Linked DNA regions of Homo sapiens: region 1 is linked to region 2. The links are chromatin loops, found by intact Hi-C in ENCODE. Cell type or tissue: A673. All regions are shown on one strand. Links, peaks and the distances in the headings refer to the core of each region. The heading gives the core; the rest is flanking DNA. Region 1 overlaps ARRDC3-AS1 (ARRDC3 antisense RNA 1). Region 2 overlaps ADGRV1 (adhesion G protein-coupled receptor V1).

Region 1 (5,390 bases), core at 229-5,228, 320 kb after region 2:
CCTCCTGGGTTCAAGCAATTCTCATGCCTCAGCCTCCCGAATAGCTGGGATTACAGGTTCCTGCCACCACCCCGACTAATTTTCATATTTTTAGTAGAGACGGGGGTTTCACTATGTTGGCCAGGCTGGTCCCGAACTCCTGACCTCAGGTGATTCACCCACCTCGGCCTCCCAAAGTGCTGGGATTACAGGCGTGAGCCACTGCGCCTGGCCAGTTTCAATAATTCTTGATAAATACTTGTAGTCTAAGCTAAGTAATGCTTTCCTTCTTCAGAGTTGCAAAGGTACAAATAACCATCTCATACTTTAGTACATGGCTGTTCCTCAGTATTGTTTTCATGTAGCTGCGTGGTTGAATGGGTCATGATAAAAGTAAAAACAAAAGTGAGATCAGAGTTACATAAACAAGATCAGTTTGCTGCCTTCCCCAGGGGTCAAGTCTACCAGATGAAGGTTTAAGTAATAGCCCCTAACCCGCGGAAGATGTTGAAATACTGTTCTTTCTCATTACTGGATTATATCTTTGTTTATGTAGCATTTTTTCAAGATCTATGGACCATTTTGATGTGTTAGACATTTAAGAACTCTGTTTGTTATACAAACCATTAAAACCAAACCAAACCAAAACAAACTAAACCTTTCCTCCAGTGGGAAAATAGGCTTATTTTTAAGGTTTCCTTTTGGTTTTCCTTCTAAAATACTCCTCTCCTTTTTCTCTGTCTGCATCCTAATCTAGGTCCCCATAAGTTTCAGGGTTACATCAGGGTCATTTTGGAAGTTCTCACTTCTTCTAGATTCCTTCTTCCAGCTCCATCCCCCAATTCTAGGCAGCTCTCTACTTAAAGATGTACAGTAGTTGTTCATTGCCAACTGGATGAAATTATTAATCTCAATTTGGACTTTCCATTTCAGGTCAGCTATTCACAGAAACTGGCTTGTGACAAAGTTTTTACTGGTCCACAGTAACATGATAAAGTTAGGGTTGTATAAAGCTAAAATTATTCAAAATTAAAATTCCAATATTATTTTAGCTTTTTGTGATAAAATATTCTTCATAAAATTGAGTTGATAGTTGATGGAAGAATTTTAAAAAAATTTTCCTTGGGAAAAGTGAGTTGGCAACTTTGAGGATTGATTTCTTTCCACTATCCCACCCGTCCCACTTCTCTCCAACACACACACACACACACACACACACTCTCTCTCTCTCTCTCTCTCTCTCTCTCTCTGTCTCTGAAAATGTTTGCTGATCTGGGAAACTTAGTAGAGATTTTGTAAAATTCTTCCTTAACATCCTCATTTATTCCTGTCTGTCTGTCTGTTTTTTCTAATGTCCTCCAGCTACTTCAATACAAATGCTGCACTTCTGGTGACACCCAGATAAAATCTCCTTGCTTTCAGTTACTCTTTAACTAACACCTTGTGCTTCCTCACTCATCTGCTTTAGCACTTATGAGAATATTTGTCAAAATTTCTGGCATTGGTTGTCCCAAGAATTTTTATTTTTCAAATATGTCTTTTCTCTCCAGTTTTAATATCTGTAAAAAGAAGAACTTTTTACATTTTCTTTAATCTTTTACCCTACATAGATTGAAAATACAAAGAAGATTTGGTAAGGACATAGAAACTCTTATAAAATTTTTTTTATCATAGTAGCCCCAAAACATTGTTATATATGGGTATAATGATTTAATATTTATGAATTATAGCAACTCTTCATCATCTATTTCCAGGTTTCTACTTTCCAGGTCCACTGGTGTTTGGTGTACCCATGTGACTAATTTGTCCAAAGAGAGGTGAGTGAAAGTGATGTGTCACTTCCAGATGGAAGCTTTTTGGGCAAGTATGTATTTTCTAGCTCTTTTCTTCTGTGTTATAGAAACTAGGAATATTCCAGTTGGTGACTGACCCCTTAGTTGGGTTCCTAGAGTGAGTTTGATGTGGAGGAGCCCAAAATGACCTGCAGTGAAGTTGGAGTGTGAGCAAGAAATAAACTTTTGTTTTTTAATTTTCTGAGGTTTTGGAAGTTGTAGATTATAACTGCATAACCTATCAATATTGATATGTTTCAATTCTTAATGAAAATTTCTAATATTCTTTTTGATTATTTCTAACTTATTAACTTAAAATGTCAAATATCTATAATTTCAGTATATTCTGTATCCTACATTTAAAAATAAAAAATAGAATGTTGAAAATGAAATCATTTCAATGAGATGACAACTCAAAATCTTATAGTATCATCCAGAAACATGTAGAACAGATTTAAAAATACACAGTACTGAGATTGGCAGGTTGAGAAGAAGACACATATGAAGGGTAACTTCTTTGGAAAGAAGCAGCTATGCACAGTACTTAAGAATGAAATTTCCATGTCCCGTTAATACATCTGAAACAGTTTTACTTTCTATCCCAAACTTTAATGATCCTAGAAAGCTGGTTTGAATCAGTTTTTACAGGGTTGTTTTGGATTTAAAATAACTAAAACTTGAGAGCTGGGAGAAATTTTATTTAACACTTTTTTATCATTCATGGTTTAATGTTTAATGAATAAATTCTTCACTAAGCTTATGTGGTGAGGGTCTGGTGGTGAAAAGTACTTTTTCAACTAGATATATTAGAATGACAACAGCAAAGCAAGAATGTGGTAGGGTCACATAAAGGAGTCGTGATCTGTGGGAAATTATTTTTTATGATTCTCCAAGATGGCTGTACATATAAGCATAAAAGTCAATAAACAAGTGCCTAACCTTTAGCTCTAAATTAACTTTTGAGCGCTTTGAATGCCTGGCACAAAAATATTTAGGGGTTTGGCGCCATCTGGTGGCCAAATATCAACTTTTCAGCTTCTCTTTTATGACTAAGAAGTGAATTACTCTGCACTTTCCAATAAACACTATTAATAAATAAAATTATTTAAAATGTTGATTTCCAGAACTTGAGAAGACAAATCAAAGACAGATTTCTGTTATGTTACCTATTGTTATATGACAGAATTTCAGTCTTGAGTAGGTTCTTTTATACTTGCATTTGATTTATTTATGAAAGCATTATAGACATAAATCTGCTATCTTTTTCTTAATACAAGAGAAGACTCTTTCCCCAAAAGAAATTAGACGTGCTCAATAAAATCTAAATTTATTTTTTCACAATTCTGTAAAAGATTGAGCTAGGGGTGCGTGTGTGTGTGTGAATATCAGAATTTATTTTAAAAATGCAAGAGGGAGAGGGGAAGGAGCTGGTAGTGACATTGTTAATTGTCTGCTTTGCAATAGCAAAGACTTGGAACCAACCCAAATGTCCATCAATGATAGACTGGATTAAGAAAATATGGCACATATACACCATGGAATACTATACAGCCATAAAAAAGGATGAGTTCATGTCTTTTGTAGGGACATGGATGAAGCCGGAAACCATCATTCTGAGAAAACTATCGCAAGGACAGAAAACCAAACACTACATGCTCTCACTCATAGGTGGGAATTGAACAATGAGAACACTTGGACACAGGGTGGGGAACATCACACACCGGGGCCTGTCGTGGGGTGGGGGAAGGTGGGAGGGATAGCATTAGGAGATACACCTAATGTAAATGATGAGTTAATGGGTGCAGCACACCAACATGTGCTGTTGTACACGTGTACACATGTATACATATGTAACAAACCTGCACGTTGTACACATGTACCCTAGAACTTAAAGTATAATAATAATAAAAAAAAATTGTCTGCTTTGTACCCAGGGCTGTTCTAGATGCTTTCAGTGGATGGCCTCAATGAATTTCCGCAACCATCTTTCCAATGGGAAGTGTTGTCCCAGCTTTACTGCTGGACAAGTGTCTAAGAGGTTAAGGACATAAATGCTCAAGTTTTGTGAGAAAGCCGTTTATTTTAACAGAATGATTGCAATTGCTCATATTAAGCTATGACAGAAAAACTGGATTAACACTTTTTTTAGTCTTTTTCTTTTCAGCTTTTCAAGATAAAAGTTTCCTGTGTCTCCTGATTAAAGTGCTTCTGTGATTGTTGCTCTGCATTAAGTTGTATACTTCCTCGTTCTTTCCTTAGAGCTTCTTTTCACAATCCAGGAAGCAACTCGGTGGGGCACAGCATGGGGTAAACAAAATGCCAAGGGAGGGAAGAGTTCATATTGGTGGAATTTTTTAGTTACCTCTCTAGAAACTAGTGGAAACTTCTTTGCTTCTCTTCTTTTTACTGACAATTTAAAAAAATAAATTATTTTATTTTAGATTCTGGGGTACATGTGTCTGTTATATGCGCATGTTTTGTAGTGGTGGGGATTGGGCTTCTAGCGTACCCATTATCCAAATAGTGAGCATTGTACCTGATAGGTAACTTTTTCAATCCTTGCTCCCGTCCTACCCTCCTTCCTTTTGGAGTCCCCAGTGTCTATTCTTTCCATCTTTATGTCCATGTGTACCCATTGTTTAGCTCTCACTTATAAGTCAGAACATGTGGTATTTGGTTTTCTGTTTTCTGAGATCATTCTCTTAGGATAATGGCCTCCAGATCCATCCATGTTGCTGCAAAGGACAAGATTTCATTCTTTATGGCTGCTTTTAAGTCATTTTTTTTTCTTTTGTAGTGACTCACTTTTATCATTGTTAATTAGATTAAGTGGGTCTTTGGTTTAATTCTATTTTTAGGGTAATGTAAACCACAAGATTGCTTGTGTTCTGTGCTACTACACTTTTGTTCACTGCTGTATCTTCAGTGTCCAAGAGAAGCATTATACATATAGGTAGCAGGCACTCAATGGGTTTTAACAGAAAGACACATACACATACACACACACACACACACACACACACACACACACACACACACACACAGAAAGATAAAGAGAGAGCACGCACAAGTCAGTAACGGAAGGAAGCAAAGGAAAGGAGGGAGAAAGGCAGAAGGGGAGAGGAGCTGCTTGGTAAAGGTGCAGTAGGAAGTTTCACCTACAGCACTGGGTATTGTGGAAGTCAAGTGGAGGAAAGTTAACATCTACTGGAGGCTGTTGTGTGCCATTCACTGTTAAGCACTTTATAACTGTAATTTCATTAATCCTAAAACCAACCAAGCGAGCTGGTTATTATTGTTTCCCTTTTCACAGATGAGAAAATTGAGCTCACTGTTGTTAAGTGATTTACAGAAGGTCATACAGCTTACAAGTGGCACAGTCAAGATTTAAATTTTGTCTCTCTTTCTTATGACTTACATTTTAAATGAGTTGTTCATTTATTCATTCAGCAAATATTCATTGAACAATGTAGCACTCTTCCCTGATAATCTCAGAACCTGCAATCCTGTAGGCTAAAGATTCCCCTAAAGTATTCCTATAGGCTAAGTAATCTCCCAAAGTATTTCTTCAGTCAAAAC
Region 2 (5,390 bases), core at 286-5,285:
CTCACGCCTGTAATCCCAGCATTTCGAGAGGCCGAGGTGGGCAGATCACCTGAGTCCAGGAGTTCAAGAATAATGAGAAGTAGATCTCTTACCAACACAGAAAAGTTACAAATATGGAAAGGGAGAAAACTGGAATTAACCCCGTGATGTTGGGTTGGAATTAGAAGCATTGAAATGAACTAATGAATTTCAATATATAGAGATAGATAGAGTAAAACAGATCTAAATGTGTTTGTGTGTGCATATGCATGTGTATCCTCTATCTACTAAGAGAGCTTAGGAGCAGCAACAGCAGTGACCATACCTAGCCCCAGATCACAGTTTCTAAATACCATTCTCCCCTAAAAGAAACCAGGACTGGGGCAGAGAATATTTGAAACATCTTGGGCCAAAAAGCAAACAACTGCTAGTAGAATGATGAGGATATAACCAAAGTCACAGAAACCATCTTGAAAGGGCTCCTGCTAGGGACAACTTGGCATCGAAATAAACAATGATAGTGGCCGGGTACCATGGCTTATACCAGTAATCCCAGCACTTTGGGAGGCCAAGGCATGCGGATCGCTTGAGCCCGGAAGTTCAAGACCAGCCGGGGCAACATGGCGAAACCCCATCTATACAAAAAGTACAAAAATTAAGTGGGCGTGGTGGCATGCGCCTATAGTTTCAGCTACTTGGGAGGCTGAGAGGTGGCAGGATGGCTTGAGCCCAGGAGGTCAAGCCTGCAGTGAGCTGTGACAACACCACCACACTCCAGTCTGGGCAATGGAGAAAGACTTTGTATGACCCTATGTGAAAGAAAAGGAGAGGAAAAAGAAAAGAGAAAGAAAACAAAAAAGGAAAGAAGGAAGCAGGGAGGGAGGAAGGAAGGATGGAAGGAAGGAAGGAAGGGGAAAAGAAAGAATAATGGATAATATGCTAAATAAGCAGGAATATATTAGTCTACATTAGAAGATAAATAAGTGGATAAATCAAACATTTGATAAGGAAAAAGATATTTACATAGTTTCAAAGAAATGCCACATATAAAACTTCTTAATTACACAGGGGAAAATGCTAACTTTACAGTGAAGAATTTGTGCAGCCATCATCTTAATCAAGTGACCAAAATGAACATCTTCAGTAACGGGAAAAATTGAGTTCTTGCGTCACCTTATAGAATGCTGTAAGATGAACTCAGCATCCCTTCTGTGATTTCTAACGGCTTATAATCTAAATCTAATCACGAGAAAAATCAAATAAACTCAAATTTAAGGACACTGCAAGAAAAACTGGCTGGTAATCATCAAAAGTGTCAGGGTTACAAAAGTCAAGGACACACAGAAGACCCATTTGGGATTAAGAATCTACGAAGACGTGTCAACTATACACGACTGGATCTCTGGATCTCTCTGCTAAAAAGGAAATTACTGGTATAATAAAATGGAATCTGAGAATGATAGTACTATATCAGTGTTAATTTCCTAATTTGATGGCATCATGTTTATGTAGGAAAATGTCTTTGTAGAAAATACACATTATTCAGAGGGTAATGGGGGATCAGATTCACAATTTTCAATTAATTCAGGGAAAAAAAAACTTTCTCATTGTACTCTACTTGCACGTCTTCTGTATGTTTGAGATTGTTTCCAAGTAAAATTAAATTTGAAAATTGCTAAAGTTGTAAGCAACTGTTTAAATTTCCATAGTGGACGAGGATTTTAGGTGTTAATTGATGATAGTGGGTAAAGAAGGGCTTTGAGGTCTGTCATGAAAGTTGTCAGTGGTGTGGTCTACCCTGATGTCTTTCAACAGCTTGAAAATGTGTTTATTTGTGGCTGCAAAGATCCGATTCACTTTCTAAATCTTATATAACTTGTCACTTAAATATTAAGATCGCCTCTATATGGTTATTATTCTAAAACTCAGATAGCAAAGAAAACTCAAAATAGACAAGTGGAAAGGGTAATAAAGTCCCTTGGCCCTGAGAAAATCTATTCTGAAAACGTCTGAAACAAACTGCATTAGAACATGTGTAGAATAAGTTTAGTTGATCATTATGAATCAGTCACTTCATCTTTGCTCTTAAACTTACCAATAAATTTTGGTGTCTTCTCAGTCAGAAAAAAGATGTGAGTACAGGTTTTTCCAACACACACACACGTGCGCATGCACACACACACACACGCACACACGCACGATGTTATATAATTTCTGTTCTTAAGTGCCTGGTTGGAATATGCTAATTTCGGGAGCACACTACTGCCTGCCATTTTCTGGTGGAACAGTCTTTTAAGGAGATTTCTACAAATCCATTGTTGCTTTGTGGTACTTACTGAACAGTCCAGCAGGTGGTAGTCTAGGAGAGGAACAGTTCTCATCCTCCCCCAGCCATCCCTGGGCCTACCAGCAGCCCCATTTGCAAAACAGAATGTGGACTCAGCAATGTGCCTTCTCCCCTCTGGCATAAGAATGGGATTTCCAAGGTTGTTCTCTCAAAATGGGCACTAGAATACCACAGAAAGAAGCCAAAAATAACTGTGTATACATGTGACTGTGCAGTATTCTGAAGCTCAAAAATTCTTTTTTTTTTATTTCTAGAAATTCCACTGATTTTATATCTCTTTGCTCTGATTTCCGTGACATGGCTTTGGGGAGGACTACACATGGCCTACAGACACTTCTGGATGTTGGTTCTCTTTGTCATTTTCAACAGTCTGCAGGTAAGCCTTACAATTTGGTTAGTGACAACATACATTTATCTTAATGAACACAAGGCATAGAATTTCAATATTAAAGAGTCAAGCATCCACACACAGGTGAATTTGTGTACATAATAACATCATATAGAGTTGTAAAATAAAATGATAGGAACCTAAATCCTTAACATTTGAAATATGACTGGGATTCTAACTTGCTCATTATACAATTAGGGAAGACAAAATATTTATTCTCCTTCATTTTGAACATCGAAGTAACTACACAAACATATTTCTTTTTCAGTAGGATTGATGTTTATCAACTTTGCAAATGGCAGTCATGTAAGATCAATGCACATATTTGGATTGTGGCTGGGTCTAGAAATTAGATCAATTGAGGAGTGAAATAGTGATGTTCAAGCAGTCCCCTCTTAAGTGTGATGCTTAGTGAAATGAGAGTGTTTGGTTCACTAAAACATGACTGACATCCCCTAAGTCCAGCAGTGCCCAGCTTAAATTAGTTTTATAAGCATGCTTGGATAACTAGAAATTATATAACTGCAGCAAAAATGAAAGCTGAGATTTTTAGTACTTTTGTTAAATGGAAAAATGTTGCACCCTGATATTAACAAATGGAACAAATGAACACATTTTCCTTGTTTTCCAAAGTGAAACGATCTGTCCTAGACTAAAAGAATTTCTTAAATTTATTAAATTATCTCTAAATAGTCCTTCTTTTGGCTACCATCTTGCAAGGATCATGTGTGGCAAACACACAGACATATACACACCTTCAGAATTGTAGCATACAATTGAAATGTGACTCCAGTCATTTTTTAGGTTTGCACCTGAGCAGACAAACTCTTCAGTTAGATCATAGCTTACATGATGGTGCCTAATCAAGGACATTATCAACTTAGGAAGGGGAAAATACAAAACAATTAAAAGTTTAGAACCAAGTTGCTACAAGTTTCTATATAGACAACTGTCTGTGGTTATAGTTACAGGTGAGCACTTACTATTGCCAGGTGGTAAAGAAGACAGTCCGGCCTCTCTGGGATCTGATGATTCAAAGAGTGAACAATCAGCTCTAAGAATCTAGTATGGCAGGTGCCATGTAAAGAGAGCATTTTGAGAGTGAGTAGGGGCCTGTTGACCATCAGGGCAGAGCCATCAGGGCAGAGGCTCAGTCTTGGTCACCTTTAGATCCCTAGGGCCTAGTGGAACTAAGAACAAGGTCCAAACTGACAGCCTGCAGGTGTGTTTTGCTTGGCAGACACACAGTGTTATATGAAAGATTGTTTTAGATTTTCAAATAGTTGCTTCAAACTTTTAAAATTGAGAATTTTCACATTAAAAACCTGAATTGCTGGCTTTTTTTGAAGGCAGTATTTGCATGGCAGCAATTTCCAAGCCCTGAGCAGACCTGATATACTTCATTCATTTTACTTGCCCCTGAGATTATGACACATTTAATGCTTATTAAATAATAAATGAGTGTATGGTTAGAGATGGGAATTTCAGGCAGAGAAAACTGTTAGCCAAGGCTGCAAGAAGGGAAAATGACTAATCTCGCCTAGATTAAGCAACGTGTTGAGAAGGAAAAAGAAAGGTCTTGCAATTAGAGAAGAAGTTGTAGGAGAGGAGACAGAAAGGGTAGATTGGTTTAAACGCCGGCTTTCCATGCTTGGGATGCTGAGCTTCAATCTTTAAGCAAGGGGAAGCCATCGAAGTTGTGATTTTTCTTTGTATTGTTCTAATTTTTTTAATTTTGTCAATTAATTTTTTTTTCATTTTGAATGGGATGACATGTTTGTACTGGAAAGATAACTGGAAATGTTTAGGAGAGGATATTGAAAAAAAGAGCAGCTCTAAGTAGGTAGGTTATTGTTATATTTCAGACTGTAGATGTTCTGGCAGTGTGCCTGGGAATAAAAAGTAGGTGACAGGTTTGACAGTTGTTACAGAGATAAACACTTTTCATTTTATTGTTTAATTGACACATAATAATTGTATATTTATGGGTACATAGTGACGTATTGATACATATAACATGTAGTGATCAGATTAAAAGAATTAGCATATCTATCATCTCAAACATTCATCATTACTTTGTGTTGGGAAGTTTCAATATCCTCCTTCTAGCACTTTGAAACTATAAAATATTGTTAACTATAGTCATCCTGTAGTGCTATAGAACACAAGAACTTACTTCTTCTATCTAGCTGTAATTTTATATCTTTTAACAAATCTCTCCCTATCCCCTTTTTCCCCCTACCCTTCCCAGCTTCTAGTACCCTCTGTTCTACTTTTTACTTCTATGAGATCAACATTTTTTAGCTTCCACACATGAGTGAGAGCATGCAATGTCTAACTTTCTGTTCTTGGGTTATTTCACTTACCATAATGTCCTCCAGTTCCATCTATGTTGCCATAAATAATATTGGGTTGATGCAAAAATAATTGTGATTTTTGTCATTAAAAGTAATGGCAAAAACTGCAGTTACATTTGCACCAACCTTTTCTTTTCTTTCTTTTCTTTTCTTTTTTTTTTTTTTTTTGAGACAGAGTCTCACTCTGTCACCCAGGCTGGAATGCAGTGGCGCGAACTCAGCTCACTGCAACCTCCACTTCAGGCTCAAGTGATCCTCCCACCTTAGCCTCCCACGTAGCTGGGACTACAGGCACATGCCACCATGCCTGGCTAATTTT

What was found. Peaks named below come from ENCODE experiments on the same cell type or tissue, not always from the same donor. Only the 100,000 strongest peaks of a DNase experiment are listed, where the experiment ranks them.
Region 1: it touches region 2 in a loop (7-fold over the local background); 30 of 110 quality-filtered maps call a loop at or near these places.

The regions. Positions count from the first base shown.
Region 1 is chr5:91,416,976-91,422,365 of GRCh38, forward strand. ARRDC3-AS1 (ARRDC3 antisense RNA 1) reads left to right here. Exons shown (of 3, transcript NR_027435.1): 2 at 1,734-1,796; 3 at 1,880-3,740. Among named protein-coding and RNA genes, the nearest start is that of ARRDC3, 36 kb to the left of the region's middle. In A673, for the core only: a CTCF peak has its summit at 2,846 (motif pointing left); DNase peaks (open chromatin) are centred at 2,806 and 4,076; H3K27ac peaks cover 1,380 bases.
Region 2 is chr5:91,099,639-91,105,028 of GRCh38, forward strand. ADGRV1 (adhesion G protein-coupled receptor V1) reads left to right here. Exons shown (of 90, transcript NM_032119.4): 87 at 2,581-2,702. Among named protein-coding and RNA genes, the nearest start is that of LUCAT1, 210 kb to the right of the region's middle. In A673, for the core only: a CTCF peak has its summit at 2,312 (motif pointing right); a DNase peak (open chromatin) is centred at 2,343.